3 separate regions of the Mus musculus genome follow, and regions 2 and 3 are each linked to region 1. Evidence: chromatin loops called from intact Hi-C (ENCODE). Cell type or tissue: gastrocnemius. All regions are shown on one strand.

Region 1 (8,000 bases):
ACATGTGACAAGCATGTATGTGTATTTATGCATTTACTGTCTGCTTCCTCCTTCTCTAGAGCGTTTGCTCCCGAGGGTACCATGTTTCCTCCTCCCAGAGTACCCTAGTGTCCAGCTGTACCAGCAAATATGAAGTTCACAGTACATCATTGTTGAAACAATGCATGTATAACAGATGGATAGTACCCAAGGGCTGGAAGGAATGAAGCACTGTACCAATCCAGGGATGCTGAAGTGGTAGCTAGGCCCCTTCACCAAAAAGAAAGGAAGGTAGATCCAGTGTTGGCATTCCTTCTAGGCTCCACCCCACAGTTACCTGGCAACAGCCAGGTGTGCCTGACTCTCTATAAAAGGAGCTGTTTGCCCCTCCTCTCTTACCCTCTTACTTACTCTTTTCCCTTTCTGTCCCTTCTCTTCCCATTCCCCTCCTCTCTTCTCTTCTCTTCTCTTCTCTTCTCTTCTCTTCTCTTCTCTTCTCTTCTCTTCTCTTCTCTTCTCTCTCTCTTTCTCCCTCCCTCCCTCTCTGCTTTTCTCTATCTCTATTCCCTCAACTCCGCTTCTTATGTCCTAAATAAACTCTATTCTATACTATACCCATCGTGTGTCTGTTACCTCAGAAGAAGGCGTGCCCCAGCAGAGGTAGCCCCTTCCACCTCACCATCCTGCACTTCTACCAAACATATTTATGATTCTTTCTTTCTTTTTTTATAAAACACAACACAAAGCAGAAGACAAATCAAGCTCTTGGTCTTCCTCTGAATCTCCAATGGATGTTCCCTGTTCCTGCCTACTTATCCTGGCAAGGGAAGGCAGTTTCCCTAACCATCTCATTCTGTAATATGTTACTATGCAATTGAGAGGCAAGTCTAGAGTTGGAAAAAGAGAAGCTAGTTATTGTAATGACACCTTGGTCAACACAAGACTTAGAATCACCATGAGTCAAGAGTCTGCAAGGCTATGAGAAGTTTTCTACATTGAGTTTAAAGGCCAACTCTTAATCCAAGTGTTTGGGCCCAGACTGCATAAAAATGAGAAAATGACCTAAGTATTCATCTCTTAGCTTCTGGGTAACAAGGAAATGTGACCAGGCCTCTTCAGTTGCTGCCACTATGACTTTCACACCATGGTGAATATACCTTTGAACCTGAGCCACCACACAGTTACCTTTCCTTCCTTATATTGTCTTTGCAAGGTATTTTGTCCCAGTAAGGATAAAATCCACAAAATAGTTGTTGTATACATATGCTCATTTATTTATTTTTGAATATTTGTCTGTGCATGAGTGTTTTGTCTGCTTGTTTTTATGTTCACATGTGCATACAGTATCTGTGGATTACAGAAGAGACCATTAATCTCCTGGAACTGGAGTTTTAGGCAGTTGCAAGCTGCCATGTGGGTGCTGGGAACTGAACCTGGGTCCTCTGGAAGAACAATGAGCCATCTCGCCAGTGCCCTCTAATACAATATCTTAAAAAAATCAACAACAAACCCATATTAAAAATATGGGATGATGACGGTTTATAGGGTTTATAGTCAGTGCTGCAGTTGCAGGATAGCCGGGCTAGTCTGATCAGTAAGCCCCAGAATCCAGGAGAGACCCTATCTCAAAAGAACACGTGGGCCTGGCACTGGTGGCAAATGCCTTTAATTCTAGCACGTGAGAGGGAGATCTCAGTCCAAGGCCAGCCTGAGCTACATAGTGAGTTCCATGGGAGGCAAAGGTACACAGAGAAACCTGGTCTTGAAAAAAACACCAAACAAAAACTAGGTGTTGGGGGATGATGAGATGGCGCAGTGGTTAAGAGCACTGACTGCTCTTCCAGAGGTCCTGAGTTCAAGTCCCAGCAACCACATGGTGGCTCACAGCCATCTGTAATGGGATCTGATTCATGTGTGCACTCTTTTGAACACACACACAACCTGAAAGAACAAATGTAAAACAATACCAACACCCCCATCAAATTTCCATGAAGAAAATTTGAAAAAATTTGGCAACTGTGAACAGTGAGGAACATTTCCATGACATTACCTCCAGGAAACTATTCTTCCACATCCACCTACCCACCCTGTGACAGGGTTTCTCTGTGTAGCCCTGAGCTGTCCTTGAACTCACTCTGTAGATCAGGCTGGCATTCAACTCAGAAACTGGCTTGCCCCTGCCTCCCAAATGGTGGGATTAAAGACGTGCACCACCACCTCTGGCTCTAATTTTGGACTCTTGATTCTCCTGCCCCTATTCCTCAAGTGCTGGGATTATAGGTGTGCCACCACACCCAACTCTAATGGGAAAACCATAGTAATAAGTGATCCAGAATATCTGCAGCTTAAAAATGCAAGGGTATAGCCGGGTGTGGTGGCGCACACCTTTAGTCCCAGCACTCAGGAGGCAGAGGCAGGCGGATTTCTGAGTTCGAGGCCAGCCTGGTCTACAAAGTGAGTTCTAGGACAGCCAGGGCTATACAGAGAAACCCTGTCTTGACAGCCCCCCCCCCCAAAAAAAAGCAAGGGTATGTAACTGAGGGACGGAGGTCACAGTACAGTTGTGGTGTGCTTGCCTGGAATGGTAAATCTGTGGGTTCGATCCATAGTACAGGAAGAAGAAAACTTAGACAGTAAATATTAGGGAGCTGATGTTGGCTAGTGCTGTTGGAACTAGTAGCTGGCACTAGTAATGTTGGCCAGATGTGGAGCTGCTGCCCAGGGCTGTCTGGTCTTGTTGAGGCTTGACACCATCTGGTGGACATGAGCTCACGTTGAAATGATGACGTGGTTGGTGACTGTGTAAAGCTGGGCTGGCCAGATTAACTACAGTTCTTTCATTAATTAGCTTTTGTTTTATTCATTGAAACTGCGAGTGTTGGATCATCCTGTAGCTCAGAATATTCACGGAAGCTATGTGACTGTCGCTGGGCAGTAGTGCATGCCTTTAATCTCAGCACTTGGGAGGCAGAGGCAGGTTGATTTCTGAGTTCAAGGTCAGCCTGGTCTACAGAGTGAGTTCCAGGACAGCCAGGGCTACACAGAGAAATCCTATCTCGAAAAACCAAAAAAAAAAAAAAAAAAAAAAAAACCAAACCAAACCAAACAAGAAGACTGTCAAAATGGTATTCATCTCAAGAACTCATTTGGCATGGTTTTCTATAGATATCTTCAGTGTTCTTTCATGCTATCCTTAGAGGCTAGAGGGCAGGCGGCTTCTCCCAAACAGAAATCCATTACTACAGGCCCGTTTCTCTTGAATTATTTTCTGTTTTGTGTCACTTTTTGAAGGGGGCCCGCTCATGTAGCCCAGGTTGGCCTTAAACAGCTAACTGTCCTTGGGCTCACCTCTCATGCTGCGATTACAAGGATTACAAGTGTGCACCACCCTGCCTGGCTTTCCTTTCTCCATTTCTTTCTTTCCTTTCCATTTCCCCAGGTGGGAGTCAGGGTGGGGAATGAGACCAGGTTTCTCTGTGTAATCCTGACTGTCCTGGAACTCGCTTTGTATATTCGGCTTACCTGGAACTCACAGAGATCCGCCTTAAAGGCGTGTATTACCACACCAGGCCATAGGATTGATAGTTCATAACTATAATCCCAGGATTTGGGAGGCTGACCCAGAAGGGTTAATACATTCCTAACATCAGCCTAGGCTATATAACATACACGGTGGGTTCAAGGTCAACCCAGGCAACACAATGAGGCTTTGTCTCAAACCTCAATTTGTTTGTTTGCTTTGAGCTAGGGTTTCTCCGTGTAGACCAAGCTGTCCCCAAACTCAGGGATCTGCTTGTCTCTGCCTCTTTAGTGCTGGGATTAAAGGCATGCACCATTAATGCCCGGTTTAAATTGCGAGAGTTTTAAATGGAGGTTTTATTTAGGAAGGAAAGCTCTAGAATTAAGTCTAAATAAACGGGAGGTGAGAATCCAGTGTGTGGCTGTGTTCTCTCCTAGATCATGAGAGAACAAAAGGAGAGGAAACTAGTGAGACAGAACAAAGGCATGGAGGAATGTACAACCATCTCTTCTCTTCTTCCACCCAGGACGGTTCTCTAGAAGGTTCCAGAAACGAGTGTGGCAAGGCTACGGACATCACGGTGTCCCGAGGAGACCACAACAGACGCCCAAAGGCAGGCGCACACTTTCCCGCCACGCTGTGGCCGGGTACTAGGGGAGGGGAGGGGCAGGGCGGTAAGGTAGACGTCACGTCCGGTTTGGGAAGCGCCCCTGCAGGAGAAAGCGGTTGGAAGGCGCGTCGAAGTGGGAGGGGCCAGGAAAGCGCGCCTTCGGGGGAGTGGGTGGGACCAGGTTAAAGAGCGTGGCGTCACATCCGGCAGTGTTAGACCGGTGCGGAGGTGGTGCGGAGCGTGTCGGCTTCGAGCTCCTCGCAAAAGTGTGGCGTCGCGCTAGGCTGCGGCGGAGCCTCTGTAAGGAAGGCGGGAGCTTGACAGCTTCAGGAAAGGCCCGTAGCGGTGACAGCGACCCGGAGTCATGAGCGACAGCGGCGAGCAGAACTACGGCGAGCGGGTAAGCGCGGAGTTGCGCGGGCGGCCGCGGTCCCCACCCTGCTACTTCTTCTAGGCCTCTCGGCCCGGTGCAGCCGGGTGTCGGGAGCCTGACGTGCGGAGGGAGCCGGGGCGCCGGAGGGCCTGGTGGCCGGCGCTTCTCGTCGGAGGGAGGCCGCGGGCGGGCTGTGTGCCTCGCACCCGCCACGACCGTTTTTTTTTTTTTTCCTTTCCCCCCGTTACGGGGCGGGGGGAGGCTAAAGATGGCCGCGGCGTCCGTCGGCGTTGGGGGATGGGAACGGTATCTTCTTTCGCCGTTGCTCTCCTGCGAAGCCGCGCCGCAGCCATCTTGGGCTCGCGGGCCGGGCGCGCTGCCAGAGGCACAAAATGGCGGAGCCGCCGCTCCCTGCAGCCAGGCTTTGCCGCCTCGCCACCCGGGGTCCAAGGGTGAAGCGGAGAAAAGCCACGTGTGGCCGGGAGCCTATGGGGACTGACTGATGCTTTTCGGTTGATGGAGGGCCTCCTGGTCCCGGTAAGGGACAGCTAGCTGTAGGGGGCTCTTGGAGCATCTGGAGACGGAAACGGCTGAGGGGGATTGGGGGCCCCGTTAGTTGGAGGGCTTTGTGCTACAGCGTTTCTCCCATTGTTGAGAGCTTACTGGAATAGAACGCAAGGTCGTTAGGCGTTGTTGTATAGAGCCTCCCTACCCCTGGGGGGACTTGGGAAGGAGAAACCATTGGCGACAATTGATGGCGCTATTAAACTCTGAAGTCGACGGGATTTTATTTTTAAGCTTCCACCTCCCAGAGGGTGAAAATCGGTAGAGGTTGATTAGATTGTATACAATGGGCCTGGACTAGACCCAGCCCCAAAGCTGAACAAATGAGGCGCATGTGGCGTGGCTGTAGAGTTTAGATTAAAAACTGTCACGTGAAGATGCGGAAGTCCAGGGCTCAGTGAACAGGTAATTGCAGTTTGGAAACGGCTTACAAGCATCATAAGAATGGCTGTTTTGCCCTTCCTGTACTAACGTTTTTATTTTCGCAAAAAGTTCACAGGAACACTTAACCACTAGTTCACAGTTTATTTTTTTGGTTAGTAAACTCTAAAAGGCCTTTGACGGTTTGGTAGAGAGCATTCTTGGACTTCCATGGTGAACTTGAACCCAAAAAGAGTAATTTGAACGGATGTAATCTTTTATATACGGAGATGAGTCCCTAAGACAATTTAAAGTTCAGTGTCAACCAGTGCGTGCCTTTTACCTAAGGAAAGAAAGCGATGGGGGAGTGGGACAGAATGTTGTTTTTCTGATAATGGAGAATGGGACCTAGTCTCAGTGATGGGCAAGCCCCTACTACTAAACTACATCCCAACTTGTAAGTTCGTATTGTTTGAGCTCCTAATTTCACCCACATGTACCTTACGATGTTGAGCCTGCCTTCCGAAGTTGAAGTTAGTCTGTTTAGAATTAAAAGCAAATAGTTTTTTGTTGTTGCTTTGGGACTAAATAGGTATGCATCATCATACCTGTGGAAATTTTTCCTAGTATTAGCTGTGGGTCACATTACTCAAGGGAGAAAAAAAGCAATTGAATGAAAGTGGGTACCATTTTGAAAGAGCTGAGAAATTGTTACTCCTGTTAGAGGTTTGGTTTTTTTGTTTTTAGTAAGATGCACCTTCTGGTGATTTTCAATATTTGAGGTAGAGTTACTCTATGTCCCTGTCTTGGAACTTAGCTCTGTAGACCAGGCTAGTCTCAACCCCAGGCGTTTGCCTGCCTCTGCCTCCCTAATGCTGTGGTTTAAGGTGTGAATCAACACATCCTGCTGACCTGACTACTTAATTGGAAATAATTGGGGGGAAAAAGTACTAAAAATCGACTTTCTGATTTATTTCTAAACTTGAAAGTTGTGTAATACTTAAACTCAAATTTTTTGTTTTTAGAGACTTTGTTGTAGCTCTGCCTGTATTGTATTTACCTCAAATATTGAGGTAAACTCAAATTATGTATACCAGGCTGGCTGGCTTCAAACTCATGAGATTCTCCTGCCTCTGGTTTCTGAGTACTGAGGTTAAAAACTCCTGGAGGTGTGTGCACGATCCCCTTTTTGGGCCATGTGTACAATTTTGAGCTACCTGATGTGGTGGGTAGTGGGGCACAAACCCTGCTCTTCCTAAAGTCAGTAAGTACTCTTAACTGCTGGGCCAATTCTCCAGCCCTGTTTTTAATTTAATTTTTTGCTTTTCAATTGAAATCTTGGGATGAGTGGAAAACTGAAACATTTAGCTGAACTTTTTTCAAGAAGGCTTGCCAAAACAAAAGTTCAGAGATGAGGTTTAAAAATACTTCAGGGTAAGCTGGGCAGAGTGTTGCAGGTTTGTAAATCCTAGCTGCTTATCCTGGATAGGATTCAGAGTTCAAGATATCTGGGTAAATTATTTAGTAAGACTGAACATTTTCCTCCAAAGGAATAAGGGGTAGTTTAAGGACTGGTTGTGTAACTCAGATTGCTTGCCTGCCATGTAGCCTCCTTATACACAAACATAGCAAGACCAGATCTGATGATTATCAGATTCACCCTCCCTTTTATTATAAGTGTAAAAGTCATGTTCAAAGTAATTGCCTTAGATATGCCTGGTATAACCACCTATCTCTGGAACCTGAAAATGAGTTTCATTGACTTCTAGACCCTTGGAGTTGATAATGTACATGGTATAAATTGTTAAGCTCCCTGGAATCTCAGTAGTGACTACCTCTCTTCCTGTGGACACTGCCACACTTCTGGATTCCCTCAAACCCTTTAGGCTTTCAAGGTTGTTTCCTAAACAGACTGATTGTGTGAAATAGTGTTTAGTTTGGTCACAAAATTTATTGGATGGATGTTAGCTCCGTTGCAGTATGTTCTCATTCTTTGCTATCTGTAGTATTTATTGAGTTGAGTGGTTTTTTTCTGACTTATTTTAAAGTTGGTGTAATTAAAATCTCTTCTAGTAATTTTTTTTTTTTTTTTTTTTTTTTTTTGGAATTTCAAGACAGGGTTTCTCCATATAGCCCTGGCTGTCCTGGATGGCTGTCCTGGAACTCACTCTGTAGACCAGGCTGGCCTCCAACTCAGAAATCCGCCTGCCTCTGCCTCCCAAGTGCTGGGATTAAAGACGTGCACCACCGCACCTGGCTGCTTCTAGTACTTTTAAATTATTCATTTTGTAAAGCACCTTTTCTTTGAAGGAAAAACACTGCCACTCAATGTAAAGTAATATTGGTGTTAATATTTGAAAACCCAGTAATAGTTCCATTATAGGCTGTGAGGCTTTTATTCATTTTGATGGTCCACTTAGCATAAAATTCTAACTTCTTTGAGATTGTGAATTTGAGTCTTTGTCCTGAAAAGCCAGAAACTAAGGATTGTACAAGCTAGATAATTTAAAATTTTTGTTAGGCTACTTTATGACTGTAGTAGCCAAGAGGTTAAAGAAAAGTTTGGAATTAGCAAATATTGTGGTACGGTAGTA
Region 2 (8,000 bases), 260 kb after region 1:
ATAAATAAATAGAATTAAACAACAACAAAACCACAAATGAATGAAAAACCCCAAAAGGGCAAGAAAAAAGATCAGTACCCAAGTCCCAGCCCAACTGACCTCTCCAGAAGGGGCCACATTCCGTGTTCCATTACAAGCAGAAGACACCATGGGTTTTGTGGTCAGCTGGAACGGGAATCCAAATAAACTGGCAGCATTGTAGAGACTGTTCTTCACTTGGTGAATAAAGCAATCTAGAAAGTACCAACCAACTATAAACACCGAGCACTAAACTTTCAGAAAAAAAACCTATTTTGAAAAGAATCTTAGTTGTTTATAAAGTCTTATTTCCAAACACCAAGATTAAAATGTACTTATAAAAATGTTTTTGGGCCATCAAGATGTTAGTGCATGACAGTCTTGCTACTCAAGCCTGGCCACACTTCATATGGATCTTCAGGCCCATGTGAAGATGGAGAGAACGGACTCCACAGACAAGTCACAGTACAACTCCACTCACACATGTGCACCATACACACACTAATAATAAATTTTTTTTTTTTTTTGCTGATAAAAGTTATTCTGGTGTGTGAACTTGTGTTAGCCAAACTACCTGAGCTGCTAAAAAAGCATTCAACTACTATTGTGGTAAACCACAAATTGGTTCCCCAAGAAGCAATATGACTAGCAGCTTTTGAGGAGTGAGTTTTGTATAGAGTCCATACAGTGAGCCTTCCTTCACAGAGGCACCACCGGCATCAGTGAGCACTCACATTCACTCACTAGTTTGCCCATCAGTCCCAGGCAGGTAACAATGATTGCCTTAAACCACCATCCACAAAGCGCCAGATAAATCTTGACTGACTGAAGGGTAAAACACACAGCTCTTGAGCATCTGTGACAAGAAGACACCATCCCTCTACTGTCCCAGAGCACTGGACCATCTCAAACTCACTGCCTCCTCGTACCAGAGACTACAAAACAGAGAAATAAACAAATGTGTGGTGGGGGGATGGGGGTGGGGGTGGGGCAATGCCTCAGTGTTCCTCCTCTTCCTCACTCCCTGCACAGCTAGGTTACCTACAGTTTCTTTTGTATCCACTGATGAAGCTATTATTAAGACCTAGTGCCTGTGGCTTTAAGCAACAAGAGTTCCAATATAGATAAGGTAAATAAATACTCTCTAGAAAGGGGAGTGGCTCAAAACAGTGAGAAAATGTGTTGTTTACTCCATAGACCCAAGAAGACAAGAGGTGGTAACAGCAGCTACTAAAGTATTGGAATGTTTTATTTTTCCTACAAAGCTTGTTTAAAAAAAAAACAAACAGGATGTGTCCTAACACTGTGTTAAATTATCTCATGTACTCTTTTTCAGGGGGAGGTAATCCTGCTTCATCTAAGAGGCTAACACCTTGTATCCCTGAGACTCTGGCTGTCACCTATCGTGTCATGGGTCTGCTACGAGGAGGCCTCTTTCCTTCCCTTTATCTCTGCTTTTCCTTCTCCCCCTAAGCTGCCTGGAGTTTATCTACTGTAGAAGGCAGCAGTCAGGTGTACTTCCCTACAGATCTCCTTAAATTAGTGAAAAGTCAAGTTCAGCTCTTTACTGGGGTGTGATGGCTCCCACCTGTACTCTGAGAACTTGGGAGGCTGAGGAAAAAGGATTGAGGCCAATCTGGATTGCCTAGCCTCACACACAAATACATTACATTTAAAAGGCTTGAATTCTCTAAGTGAAACTAGCTACATTTCCGGTACTCAACTGACATCACTACAGGAGGATCAGCACTCTATAGATATTACTACAGTATTCTCTCTTATACCCAGCTTCATCTCCAATTTAGATTCCTTTATGCTATCTGCACTAAGGAAATCTAACTCTGTATTCAACAGAAATGACAGACTGGCGGTGATCCTTAGGACAGAAGATTTCCATACACAACCAGCTCAGGATCCTTCTCTATCTAATATCACCAAAGTTTTGTTCTGGGGCTGGGAAGCAAACTTTGAGTGTTCAGTGTATTAGACAATCATTAAGCTATAGTTCCATCCTCTTTTTACTTTACTTTGCAACAGGGTCTCATTAAATTGTTTAAACAGGCTTTGAACTTGTAACTCACCTGCATCAAAATCCTCAGTAGTTAAGCCACAGGCTGTTAGCCAGGCCCTGGGTATCACCAGCTGGTTTTGTCATGTCGTTTTATGTATCTTACTACATTCACATACAAACCATTATTTATTCATATTTATTTTTTAAAAATAGCTTGTTTTTTCCTTAGATAATTAAAAGATACTTGTAGAAAGGCCTAGTATTTTTTATTTTCTGTAATTGTGTAAAATCAAGACATAGTCAATAAGTATTTATTGGATTTAAATGAAATATCAACAAGTTTCCATAGTTAACCATCACATCTGGTATAGACCCAAATCCATGACTGCTGTTGAAATAAGGGACATACTATAGTATTCTACTATTCCTTGCTCTTTAATCTACTTTTATTCTTGTCTACCAGTCACATACAAGAAAGTAGATTTGTGATGACAAAGCATATGGGTTCACTCAGCCAGATGAATCAGATCAATCAGTTTGAACTGGCTTCCTCCTCAGGGGAAAAAAAAAATTACCTTTACTACAGAAGACCTTAGAACTATAAACACACATTCAACACACATATCTGAAAATAGTCACCTCTAGGAAAGACAATGGCATAGAGAAAGGGCAGGAAAGAGGAAACTTCTCATTGTCTGGACTTTTTACCTTTTGAGTTTTGTTCCATGCATGTATTTTTCCTACTAAAACAAATTAATTTTCAAAGATGTAGTACCTAATCTTGGCCTTTTGGCTGGGATCTCATCAGTGTCCACTGCAGTAGAAAACAGAGTGCTGCAAAGAAAGGAGAAGATGGATGTATATAGGCCATACGTGCATTTCTATAAATAAACTTACTCAGCTCTGGAGGTGTGACTCAGTTGTAGGGCATGTGTTTAGCATATAAAAGACCGTGGTCTCTTTACCTAACACCAAAACAAAAGCTCCGTACCACACAACCTTCCTTCTCTTGTGCCCCATGTAGTCGTAAAATGAGATGCAAGGTGCAAAGCAGAGTCCTATTTCTAGACCGTAGGAAAGACTCAACACTCCCTACTACATTATGATGTATAATCTGGCCAAATTAAACCAACACATCATTTGGTTTTGGGACACTGGCCCTAAAGACAGACTTTTTTTTTTTTTTTAATTTCAAGCAACAATATAAGCAGCCTTAAGAGATAAGGTAGTAGTTGGGAGTTGGCAATGGTGTTGCTTAAATGTCTCCCGACCCCTATACCCTGGGCTGGGGATTGAAGACAGGACAGGCACGACAGACAAGCACACCGCCCCTAAGGCACAGCTCTAGTTCCTAGAAAAAAGTATCTTTTAAGACACCAGCCCCCGAGCCGGGCATGGTGGCACACACCTTTAATCCCAGCACTCGGGAGGCAGAGGCAGGCCGATTTCTGAGTTCGAGGCCAGCCTGGTCTACAGAGTGAGTTCCAGGACAGCCAGGGCTGCACAGAGAAACCCTGTCTCAAAAAACAAAAGAACAAAACAAAACAAAATAACCCACGAGCCCCCGAATGTAGTAAAGAACAGAAAGCAGCTAGAAGTCAAGGCTGGCCAGGACACATCCACACTCAGGTTTGGGTCGGCATACTGCTGACTCCGAGGGACTATGAATGAAAATGTGAGGCGATCACCAGTCCCTGTTCGATAAATATGCAGTTTCATTGTGCACCAGATCCAGTTGGGGGAGAATAAACTATTCTTACATAAGCATCAGTTTGAGAACTTTATAACATCTTAACCGATTCTTATCTGAACCCCATGGAACTGTAGAAGCCATGGGACTACATGCTACAGTTTAGCGAACAACCAGTTTCACCAATGACCTACATTCCTGGAGTCATCTATGAATCATTTTGATCTACTTCCCCTAATCCAATCTTTTGTCCACTTCTCTTGACCTGGAAACAAAAATAATCACCATCATCATAATAATAAGTGAAGTAGACATAGCAGAGGAAGGAAAGGGAGGGAGAATGTAAGAGTGGGAGACAGGGGGGAGTATAGAAGTTGTAGAATATTTTGTTTTCTAGATAAACCCTTAAAAGGGAAGACACTGTAAAGTAAATAAAGGAGTAGATGCTAAGTACTAATATTTGTCATTTCCTTCTAATTTTAACCGAATCTTACAAGAGTGCGGTACGTAAATACTTTCTGCCTCTTACAAGGATGTTAAAGAACAGGACCATTCCCTTCCCCTGCAGCCCAACACACACACCCCGACAGTTGCTGTCGAACAAGACAACTGCTGTTCCTCGGTGCGAAGACAACAGCACTCGCAGTCAAACGACTACGGGCAAACTCCTAACCTAGTGACTCGCTCCTGCGCTGTCCGCCCGCGACGACACCGGGCGACAGGAGCCGTATCCGGCGAGCAGCACATCGCCGGCCTCCCGTTCCCCTTCCGCTCGCAGCTAGAGGGACGGACTCTCCCCAGGCCTCCGCGGTCCCGTAGTCGCCGGTTCCCACAGGCCCGCGGCGCCCAACGCCAGCGCGGGGGAGGGGACCCGACCGGCGCGCGGCCACCTTACCTGCTGGAGCGCCGCCTCTTGAGTAGGGCGCGGGCCCCGGGCGCGGGCCGCTCACACAAGCGAAGAATGGTGCCGAGAACCTTAGCCAGCCATCTGTACATTCCAGGCCTGAGCAGCAGCGGCGGCCGACACACCCCGAGACGCGAACCCCAGAGCTGTCGCCGCCGCCGCCGCCGCCGCCGCCGCCGTCGCCGCTGCCGCTGCCGCTGCCGCTGCCGCCTTCGCCGCTTCAGCCGTAGCCAGGATCAGGCGCGGACTTGTGACGCCATCAGAGGGCCCACAGATTTAACGTTCCCCGGGCTAGGGGAGGACTCTCTAGAAGCCGTTGACGTCACCTTCTTCCGCCCAACGGGAAAGCGGCCTCCGGAGTCTGAGCATGCGCAGTCTGGGCCTGCTCCTTGTAAGCCTAGCAACAGGAAGCGGGACGGGGAGAGCGGGCTCTTGCGCGGGTCTGACTGGCAGACCGAAGGGCGGGGCTTTCTCTTTGGCAGAGCCAGTCAGGAGTCGATCTCGGGACAAGGCCCACAGACCCAAACCACGTGTATCGATGCTGGGCCGGGAGAGCTACCCAAGCAACCCGACAGTGGAGGGTTCTGTAAAAGAATGCGCAGGGTGGAAAATAGGTCAGGTTAGTTAATGAGTATGTAAGGGTTTGCGCTTTATTTTGTATATACATTGGTCTAATACTTTACCCGGATTGCCGTCATGTTTACAGCAACCGGACACAGTGGGGAATTTTAGGAATGTCATAAAAACCAAAGGTATATAGCAATTAAACCATGTGCCTAAGAAAATGGAGCTAACCACTAGCATTTGAGCCAGTCTAACTATTAGGGCTCATTCCGCACGCATACGTGCAAGTTTACTGGGAGAGACATTTTCATAGATACTTATAAATTAGAATACAAGGTCACCTGCTTATGTGATAAATGATTGTAATGCGCAATGGAACTAGAGAAAGTTAAACCAGATGCTGGGGAGTGAGTAGGGCAGACGGACACGACTTCTTAGGAAAAGCTTCCGAGAAACAGGGACTGAATGATTCCTGTGGCCTTTTCTAATCAGCTTGTCTCTTCCCCTCAGCTGTCAGGTAGCAATCAATTCTCATTATCCTCTCTGGGAATGTATACACTTTTCTTTTCTTCTCTTCTCTTCTCTTCTCTTCTCTTCTCTTCTCTTCTCTTCTCTTCTTTCTTTCTTCCTTTTTGTTGTTTTGTTGTTGTTGTTGTTGTTGTTTTTTGAGACAGAGTTTCTCTGTATAGCCCTGACTGTCCTGGAACTCACTTTGTAGACCAGGCTGGCCTCGAACTCAGAAATCTGCCTGCCTCTGCCTCCCGAGTGCTGGGATTAAAGGAAAACCATTAGAAATAAATGTCTAAATAATATCTCCTATGGACTTAAGCATAATGTCTGGGAGTGCAGTCCCTTGAAGTATTAAAAACAGTCTCAAAGCCGGGCGGTGGTGGCACATGACTTTAATCCCAGCACTTGGGAGGCAGAGGCAGGCAGATTTCTGAGTTCAAGGGCCAGCCTGGTCTACAGACTGAGTTCCAGGACAGTCAGGGCTACACAGAGAAACCCTGTCTCAAAAAACAAAAACCCAAAAAACAAAAACAAAAACAGTCACTGCTGGGCATAGTGGCACATGCCTTTAATGCCGGCACTTGGGAGGTAGAGATAGGTGGATCTCTGTGAATTAGAGGCCAGCCTGGTCTACGCAATTAGTTCCAGAATAACCAGAACTAAGTAGAAAGACCTTCTCATAAACAAACAAAACAACAACAACAAAAACCAGGCTCTATCTTTCCTATTGGGTGTATAAGGCCATATGCTAATGAAAATTACCTGCCTAATGCACACACCGGGGCATTGAGGATCTACCTGGTCCTCAGATGTGAGCTCTCAACTACTGGTCCAGCACTATGCCTTCCTGCTGACATGCTCCCTGCTATGATGGTCATGAGAATTAGACAAGGAGAGGCAAGTGGTTAGAGCAGGTGAAGCAGAGGCAGCTGAATGGGTGGTAGTTGAACTGGTCAGCGCGCTGGCTCTCCCTTTTCACACCACAGGGTGAGGTCCCTCTCTAGCATTGCTCCAGCTAGCCCACCCAATGTTGTTATCTGCAGGAGGCAGGCTCATTTCTCCTCCTCTCCCCCAGGACAGCTCACCCAGACCCAAACCTCCAATGTGCCCAGCCAAGATTCGGAGTCTGCTCTCCAAGGTGCTGTAGCCTGTGAGGACCTGGCCAGCTCTCCCACTCATGTAGGGTGCCTTTGCCAATAGGGCCAGCTCCTTTGTGCTGCCCAGGCAAGCAAGATACAGGGCCCATTTGCCAAGGTGCTATAGTAGGGAGGGACAGGGCCACCCTCTCTCATGACCTCAGGGCCAGTTCTCTAGACTGCCACGGGTTTAGGGGGTGAGGGAGGGGAGGGCACCACTTTCATACCTAGGAATCTATAGTAAAGTTCTCTCCAAACTCACCTTTTGTGGTACGTGAACTTCACACTTGGAATTTATGAGATGGGAACCTGAAAGTCACTGGCCCATAGTGGTTGTGGTGATGATCATGTTTTAGGACCCAACCTCCCCAAGAAAGATCATGTTGTTTCCCAAGACACCCCAGTATCACTGTGCTAATCCCACAATAGCTAGGAAATAGAAACAACCTAGGTGTCCGTCACCTGAAAGTAGATAAGGGAAATGGGATACATATTCACAATGGAACATTGCTCATCTGTAAAGACAAACAAAATGAGGAAATTTTCAGGTAAATGGGGAGAGCTGGAAAAAATTATACTGAGTGAGGTCACGGAGGCACATAAGACAAATGCCAAATTTTTCTCATGTGGATCCAAGTTTCTAATCCTGTTTTGTATGTTTAACTTGAGTATGGTGGAAGACAGAAAACTAGAATGAGCTACTGGGGAGTGAAGAATTACGGAGAGAGAATAGTCAAGCATAGGTAAAAGATATATTTTAAAAATGTAGGTAAAAGAGGGGGGTGCTGCGGAGGGGGAGGGCAGAGATTCAAGCATGGAGGGGGTGGGAGCTGGATAAATGAAAGGTGGGCAGAAGGCTTCACTAAAGTGCAACCTAGGGTCTTCCAGCTCTAGAAAAACATTTCAACGAGGGACAACACAGGTGACATGAAAGGAAAGAGGAAATGCACCAGGGTTAAAGGCGGGGGGGGGGGGGTAGTTAGCCCAAACTCAGTGTACAGGAAAAACCCTATGAAAATCTATTAGTTTAAAAGCTATTTAAGTATAATTTTAGAAAGGAAGTTTGAACAGGGTTTTTTTTTTATTCACTTTACATTATGATCACTGTCCTCCCTCCCAATATCCCTCTACAGTCCCCCACCCCCTGAGAGGGTGGAGATCCCCCTG
Region 3 (8,000 bases), 860 kb before region 1:
CATGGAAGCAGTACATTGTAGCATAATCACAACACTAAATATGCAAAAAGCAAAAAAAGGAAAGTATATTGGAAGCAGCAAGAAAAAACAGTAAGTCACACATAATGGTAGGTCCAGCAGGCTAGAGCGATGGCTCATGGTTGAGAGTACTTTGCTACTTTTGCACAGGACCCTGGTTCAATCACCAGAACCCACAAGTGACTCACAACCATCCATTACCCCAGTTCCAAGGGAGCCAAGAGCCACACCCATTGTATACATACATGCATCCAGGCAAAGCATTCATAATCATAGTAAAATCTTAAAAAAAGGTTTGTAAGGCAGGTCCATCAGACTAAAGGCAAATTTGTTTGAGCATTAGATTAAACTCAAACTCTAAAGGCCAGAAGGTCTTGGAAGAACGTATTTCAAATTCTGACTTAAACACTTTTAAAGAAATTTAGAGGAAAACAGATGGAACTAGAAAGTATACTAAAGGCTCTGGCTAAGAAGGACAAATGCCTCGTGCTTTCTCTTACATGTGGATCTTAGCTGCACCTTTTTAGATTTGTGTGTTTAACCTAGAATGCCTGTAAAGGTCAGGTAACAGAAAGAACACATGAACTTGAGGAGGGGAAAACCTTAAAGGGAGGAGGAAGAAATATGACATGTGATCAGAAAAGGGGTGGGGAAATGCAGCAAGTTAAAGGTGTAAGCAAGGTGGGACAAGTGGAGGGGGCAAGCAAAACTAAGAATATATGCAAACTCTTCATGGAAAGCACTATCTGTAAGCTAATTTTCAAATATAGTTAAAAAGCTGGGCAGTGGCGGCACACACCTTTATTGTAAGTAAGTCTGGGGTGTAAGGGAGAATTTAAGTGTAAGCATGTGCAAAATCAACAAATAAATTAAAAGTATTCAAAAATGAAAGTTCCATGTGGAAACCTATTGCTTTGTAAGCCTCTTGAAAAATAAAAATTTAAATTTAAAAAATAAAATCAACATTAAAAGTATTAAAATAGCAGGAATAAAGATAAAAATGTAAAAGATTTGAAAATAAGAATACTAGAATAACAGAAGTACGGGTGAGCAATAAAATGAACTAGCAAGTATTATGCTCTCAGGCAATGTTTCCTCCATTGGCGAGGGCCTGCCTTCTGTTTACCTTAGCTCTGTCAGTCAGGATATTGCTGCCAGCTCCATCACACGCCTGCTGTGGTCACAGTCATCACCGACTGTGCTTAAAGGCAGCTCTGTGGTCTTCAAAGGTTCCTGGGATCATCTGACTATCCGTGGGACTGGTACATGTTGAACAGCTGCTACAGTGGGGGTAAACCGGTTGACTTCTGCCTTGGAGCCTTGCCTTGAATCCCACCCAGGTTGTTGACCCCTACGCACTTACCCATACTCAAGGCCTTTCCTCATAACTGCTCACTATTCTCTCCTCACGGGTGGTCACGTCACAAATGAAGATACTGTCCTAAACTATAGTGCCCACCATCTTCCTTAACTTGGTGCATAACTTCTTGTATCCCAAACAGCAGTTCTCCCGTGCCCACATCCCAGCAGAGTATATCTGAATATAATAATGCTTTCTTCTCCTCTGCTGTTTTCTGGAAGCCCTGTTAATTTTAATTTAGATGGATGGACGGACGGATGGACAGACAGACAGAATGCATGCTTGAGTGTACCCCCCACCCCACGCGCACTGGAGCACACCCACCTGCTTGATGGGGGCACATGTCCCTTGGTGCACACATGGGCATCAGAGGACAACTTTGTTGACTCAGTTTTCTCCTTCCAGCTTTACATGGGTACTAGGGATTGAACTCCCCTTTAATCAATGAGCCACTTCACTGACCCTTTCTACTGCCCTTCTTAGCTATGGGCCTGAAGTCCTTATATAGGAATGCCCAGTATAGAGCAATTATGCCAATAATCCCCACAGCTGAAAAGTAGTCTGGGCCGGGGCAGGGGGTGGTGGTGTAAAAATGAAGTGAGTGATGCTCCTGTGTTAGAGGTTCAAAAGTGCTAGGCAGATTTAGGTTGCTGCTATTCCTGACATTCTTGGTGCCAACACTTTGGAAATCACCATCTCTCTGTTCCCAGATGCCCTTAAGTCCACATTCTGTCCTGTGTGTCTCATCTCATCACAGGGGCCAGCCTTGCCTTCTGACATTCACATGTGATCTCATCTCAGATTCTTATTGTCCTGTTTGCTCCTGGTGACATTACCCAACAGGCTGAAGCTGCCAAGTATGAAACTGATCCCTGCATAGATAGATAAATAGGCAGACAGACTATCTAGATAGCTAGATCAATCGATCTGTAAAAGGGCCAAACGACCTTTTCGCAGGGGTCATATATCCTGCAGAACAGATATGTACAATTCATAACAGTAACAAATTACTGTTATGAAATAGCAACAAAATGATGCTTCAGCATTAGGTAGGTTGAGAACCACTGGCTTAGAGATGATGCCAGCCTCCTGTGGGCCTCTTACACGTGGTTTTTGTATTTGTTCATAAGCAGTGGGTTTTTCCTAGTAAAAGGTGTCAGAACACTAAGAATGAAGTTGTGAGAATTCTGTGTGCTTGTGGCAATACCCCAAGAAAAGACGAGTTTGTGATCCTCAGTTTCTTCAAAACACGGAACTGTTCTTGGAATGGGTTTCCATGCCCCTCCCAGGCGCACTGGGAGTGCATTCATTTCAAATCATTCATTACAACTGGCTACTGCTGTTTTCTGCCTCTATGGAAAAAAACATGTTTTTGCCAGGTGTGGCTTATCCTTATGATTGTACACTTTTCTCCTGTGCTTATTCTTAACTCTCAGGGTTATAAACTATCTGGTGCTCTGAATAAAGTTATTGCATGAGACTAGCCCACCTCATTTTAGACTTCATTCTCCCAGGCCAGGACCCATCACCTTTACAGTGGTAAACAGCATGGAGATTTTTCAGTTGGGCTATTCCTGCATAGTTTACGTTCTCATCCCCAGTCACAATAAGTGGGCTATTTTATGGAGGAAATTCAGTTAGAATAACAAATAGTGTAGTGAAAAGCAATGCACTCTGTCTTGTGCTGGGTAATTTGTAATGAATGTATACTTACTTAAGGCTTGTTTTCTGGTTCTGGAACTCGCTCTGTAGACCAGGCTGTCCTCAGATCAACTGCCTCTACCTCAGCCTCCCAAATGCTGGATTTAAGGCACATGCCACCCCCACGCCCAGCTATGCTTAGTTTTGTTTTGTTCTGAAGACTTTTTTTTATGTATACGGGTACACCGTAGCTCATCTTCAAACTGCAGCTGTCTTTAGACACACCAGAAGAGGGCTTCAGATTCCATGACAGATGGTTGTGAGCCACCATGTGGTTTCTGGGAATTGAACTCAAGACCTCTGGAAAGAGGTCAGTGCTCTTAACCGCTGAGCCATCTCTTCAGCCCCTCTACTGGAATCCCAGTTCTTAAATCTGGCAAGTTTAAGCTTAAGCACCATCTGGTAGGATCTCTTGCAGAACCATCTCAAGGGGGAACGAAAACCGAAAAGAACAAAGTCTCTTGTTATAGCATTAACCCTGGAATTACTGAGGACAACACCGGGGATTGATTACATTGAGGTTTTCCATCTGAGGTTTGGAGGAAGCAGAAACATTATGTCCACTAACCACAGACCTTATAAATACATAGTCCCAGACACCAGAGATTCTGACCTTGTAGGTCTGTTTTGGGACTGAAAGTGTACTTCTGCCAAACCCTGCACAGGCTTCTGATGAAATGCAGCCTTTTAGAATTTTGGTTCTAGAAAATGAGCACAATTAGACAAATTCTACTTCTGGTGGAAACAATGACATTTCATCCACTGTAGGGCAAAGGTTAGTTGAACCCCCTGAGGGCTCAGGGGTTCTATCCAGGAAGGGTGACTATCTTTCACTCCTGTGGCTGGCAAGTTCAGCTCCCAGCAATGCAGTTACTGGAGCAGTCGTCGCTGTTGGACTCGTGTGACAACCACCTCTGCTACCAAAGCTACACTAGGAACTTATTATGCTAACATGAGGACATCTAAGGGCAGAGGCTGGCTAAGAACTGAAAGATTCATTTGGACTAGTAAATCCTTCACAGGACAAGCTGTCTGCTGACAGTTGGTATATACTACAAAGCTTTCAAATTCTTTCTTTTTCGCTTGGTCCACCCCCCCCCCCCCCCAAGATGCTGGAACGCAAACTCCAGTCCTCTGGGAAAGCAGCAAGTCCTTTTAACTGATGAGTTTATCTCCTGCCCGATCACGAGGTTTTTGAGTGGGTCTCGGGAATTACAAAATGCCCATAGAAGATGGTCCTCCCTCCCTACAATAAGCTGATTTTACTGACTGTAAGACATCTGTCCCGGGCTGTGTGTGTTTAAGTATTCCGCTTGCGTGCAAGTACGTGCAGCACACGTATTCAGGGTCTGCAGCCCTGAAGGGAACGTTGGACCCCTGAACTGGAGTTCCAGTTGTGAGCCACCAGATGGCTATCAAAACCCCAAGTATCAAACCGAAGTCCTCCACAAAAGCAGTGAATGCTCTTAAACCGCTGAGCCTTCTCTCTAGCTTCACTTCTAAAAAGCAGTTTGCTCTGTGTCCTTGAATATCGGGGGCAGGGCAGTAGTTCGCACAGTGTCCCCTTCCGGCGAAGGGTCAAGTGAGCACGTCTTGGCCCTGACCTCCGGGCTGACGGACGATGGCAGCAAACCCAAGAAGCCACTGGCTTAATGAAAGCCTCTCCCAGCGTGGGCCCGCCCTAGGCCCGGTCCTTCGAGCAAAGCTTTCTCCTTAGGTCGGCTCCTCCCCGACCGCGCTCTGCAGTGTCTGCTGGGCCGAGGTCTGGCCGCGGAGTCTACACAGGATCACCTCCGCGGAACGCCCCAGATGCACCCAGAAGCCGAGCTTAGCCACCGCTAGCCAAAAAGGGAGCGCGTCACTGGCACCCGCGCGCCGGAAGTGACGTTATTGCGTGGCGCGCTCCCGCCATGCCTTTCGCCGCCGTTCTGTGGCGGGAACCGCGGTGCCAGGGGGACGGTGACGACTGTAAGTGATGGGTCTGAGTGTTCTCAGCCTTTTACAGGCTGGCGGGGACCGGGATGTGACCTCCGCCTTCCCTCTAGGCACAAAGTTAGGGGTCCTTTCAAGGGGAGCTGCCCCATAATGGTTTCTTTTTGTCTTATACCCAGGAGAAGAAGCCATGCAGGCATTTCTGAAAGGCACATCTGTCAGTGCCAAAGCACAACTGACCAAGGACCGGGGGACACCTGCCACTGCAGGAAGCAGTGGAGAAACCAAGAAAGTCAAACCAGTTCCTTGGGTGGAAAAATAGTAAGAACTGCTTGTACTTTTGTTGAAATAACTAATAAGTGCTAGTGGGGTTTTTTTTTTAATGTAAGGGGGACTTTGCTATATTTAGATCACACCTTTGAGGGGTAGGGGGACGCGGTATCACCCAATAATAAGTCTTAGTCCTTGGAGTGATACAGTAGTTGAATTTAATTCTTTAGTTATATAGATGACCTAAGATGTTTATAAAGTGTACAGTTTTAGAGCCCTACAGAAACGAAGAAAGCAATGTTTCTGTGAGCTGGCTATAAACACTTCCACTGAAATCTGACTTTTATCCTTGTATGTATATGGTGAAATTTGTTGGGATCTTGTTGTTGATGTTAAGTACCACTACATTGTCATTTGCTAGATGATACTAGAACCGTCAGCTACGTGGAACCTCTTTGATCACTAAGGATCTTCAGGTTATTTACAAGTCAAACAAGGTCCTCGTGTGTGTTATTTTGCTGTTTCAATATTATTGAGAAGTTCAAATATGAGTACTTCATCTATATCACCCCTCTTCCTGCCCCCAACTCATCCCATAGCCGTCCCCGCAGCAAAGCAAGTGGTGGTCCCATTCAGATCATCGGGCTTTGAAAGCTCGCACTTACCTGTTGGGAATCTCGCTAACCTTAATCTAGGCAAGCACTCTACCACTGTTCTATACTCCGGCCCATAGATCTATAGTTTTCACATGTTTAAAATTTATCGTTGAGGAAGGAGGATGCATGCCATCACAAGCATGCTTCGACTCCCAGGTGGAGTAAGTTCTTAGCTGCCCTGTGTATTCCGTGTGTCAAACTTGGATCATCAGACTTGGCAGTAAGTGCCTTTGCCTGCTGAGCCATCTTACCACTCCAAAACTACCTACCTACCTACCTATCTATCTATCTATGTGTGTATATGTATGCATGTGTGTGTATGTATGTGTGTGTATATATATATATGTATATGTATATATATATATATATATATATATATATATATAATTTTTTTTTTAACAAGGAGGTGGGGAAGGGAGGACCTAGGGTTCAGCTTCTCCAGTCAGACGGCTCTGGCTCCAAGCTCTCACATTTGCTCACTTTTATGCTGCCTCTCCTTTGGAGAAGCCTTCATCACCACGTGCCTGTCATACATCCTTGGACGGTTTCACTGTTACCTGCCTCATCCTGGCAGACCTTTATAGCACACGCAATGATTCTTGCCCAGTACCAACCTGATTAATTACGCTGGTGTGGATCAGAGAATTTGGGGCCAATAAAAGGGCTCAGTGGGTAAAAACACTTGATGTAGAAACCTGACAACATGAGTTTGGTCCCCGAACACGGTAGTAGAAGGAGAGACGTGACCTCTGATATTTGTTCCCTTTACATCATCTGTATGTGTTGCCCACAGGCACACACACACACACACAAAACAAATAAAAAATTTTAAATTGTTTCTAGTTAATGTGTTTGAGTGTTTGGCCTACACATATATTGCCTGTGTTCCATGTGTGTACCGAATGCCCATAGAGGCTAGAAAAAGGCGCCAAATACCATAGAACTAGAGTTATAAATAGTTGTGAGCTACCATGTGGGCTCTGGGAATTGAGCCCAGGTCCTCTAGAAGAGCAGCGGGTGCTCTTATCCACTAAGCCATGTCTGTAGCCTCAAAATAAAAGGATGTTTTGTTAATTTACTAGGTAGAAATCTCAGTCATAAAGTTTGGAAAGACAACTTTGTCATAGTTTCTCTTAAAATTACTAAATAATGGCAGGTGGCTCACAGCTTTAGTCACAGCACTAGAGAGGGAGAGGCAAGCAGATATGTGTGGTCCAGATAGGGGGTTCCAAGCTAGCCAGGGGTACACAGATATTTGTCTCAAAAAATAAAAATTAATAAGTGACTTAAAATCAAAATTATTAGCTGGTCCTGGTGGCGCATATCTTTAATCCCAGCTCTCAGCAAATTTCTGAATTTAAGGCCAGCCTCGTCTACAGAGCAAGTTCCAGAACCACAAGGGCTACACAGAAATTCTGTCTTGAAGAGGGGGGAAATGGTACTGACCATTTAATGTATTAACTGAGAAAGTGTGCTATTTATTTATTTATTTATTTATTTTAAACCAAAGTAGTTGCCATTTGTTAGGTTATTAAATAGTCATTTTTAACTCCACTTCATGAGCTTTTCAAGAGATTTTAGCCGGGCAGTGGTGGTGCACACCTTTAATCCTAGCACTCGGGAGGCAGAGGCAGGTGGATTTCTGAGTTCGAGGCCAGCCTGGTCTACAAAGTGAGTTCCAGGACAGCCAGGGCTATACAGAGAAACCCTGACTGGGGGGGGGGGGGGGTGATTTTATGAGATTTTATAGGCAGTGTTCCCCCTTTTTTGTTGTTTTGTTTTGAGAAAAGGACTGACTGTGCTGTGTAGCCCTGACTGTCCTGCAATACATTAGGTAGGTCAGGCCGGCCTCAAATCCAGAAAACTACTTACCTCTGTCTCTTCCTTGCTGGGGTTAAAGAGGTAAGCCTCCACATGCAGTTGACTTTAATTCCAAGTTTGTTCTTTATGATACATAAAATTCTGCTTATTATTTTATCATGCAGTACAGGTAGAAGGCAAAAATAATTTCATTCCAGTAGTGTGTATTTGTTCAAGGTAAATACAATGGAGTTTCTGCCTCC

What was found. A loop is a pair of places that touch in the nucleus more often than their neighbours do. Peaks named below come from ENCODE experiments on the same cell type or tissue, not always from the same donor. Only the 100,000 strongest peaks of a DNase experiment are listed, where the experiment ranks them.
Region 2: it touches region 1 in a loop (2.9-fold over the local background); 6 of 42 quality-filtered maps call a loop at or near these places.
Region 3: a loop joins it to region 1, with 3 times the contacts of the local background. A loop is called at or near these places in 3 of 42 quality-filtered maps.

The regions. Positions count from the first base shown.
Region 1 is chr16:22,262,250-22,270,249 of GRCm38, reverse strand. Tra2b (transformer 2 beta) reads left to right here and starts at 4,245. Exons shown (of 9, transcript NM_009186.5): 1 at 4,245-4,509. The coding sequence starts at 4,474. In gastrocnemius, a CTCF peak has its summit at 4,229; DNase peaks (open chromatin) are centred at 3,681, 4,246, 4,832 and 5,326; H3K4me3 peaks cover 4,215 bases; H3K27ac peaks cover 4,499 bases.
Region 2 is chr16:22,006,357-22,014,356 of GRCm38, reverse strand. It overlaps Senp2 (SUMO/sentrin specific peptidase 2), which reads right to left and starts at 4,873. Exons shown (of 17, transcript NM_029457.3): 1 at 4,615-4,873; 2 at 2,805-2,863; 3 at 100-233. The coding sequence starts at 4,715. In gastrocnemius, a CTCF peak has its summit at 4,682; DNase peaks (open chromatin) are centred at 4,987 and 6,808; H3K4me3 peaks cover 2,182 bases; H3K27ac peaks cover 1,508 bases.
Region 3 is chr16:23,124,732-23,132,731 of GRCm38, reverse strand. It overlaps Rfc4 (replication factor C (activator 1) 4), which reads left to right and starts at 5,002. Exons shown (of 11, transcript NM_145480.1): 1 at 5,002-5,047; 2 at 5,191-5,332. The coding sequence starts at 5,202. In gastrocnemius, a CTCF peak has its summit at 4,477 (motif pointing right); a DNase peak (open chromatin) is centred at 4,951; H3K4me3 peaks cover 2,088 bases; H3K27ac peaks cover 2,387 bases.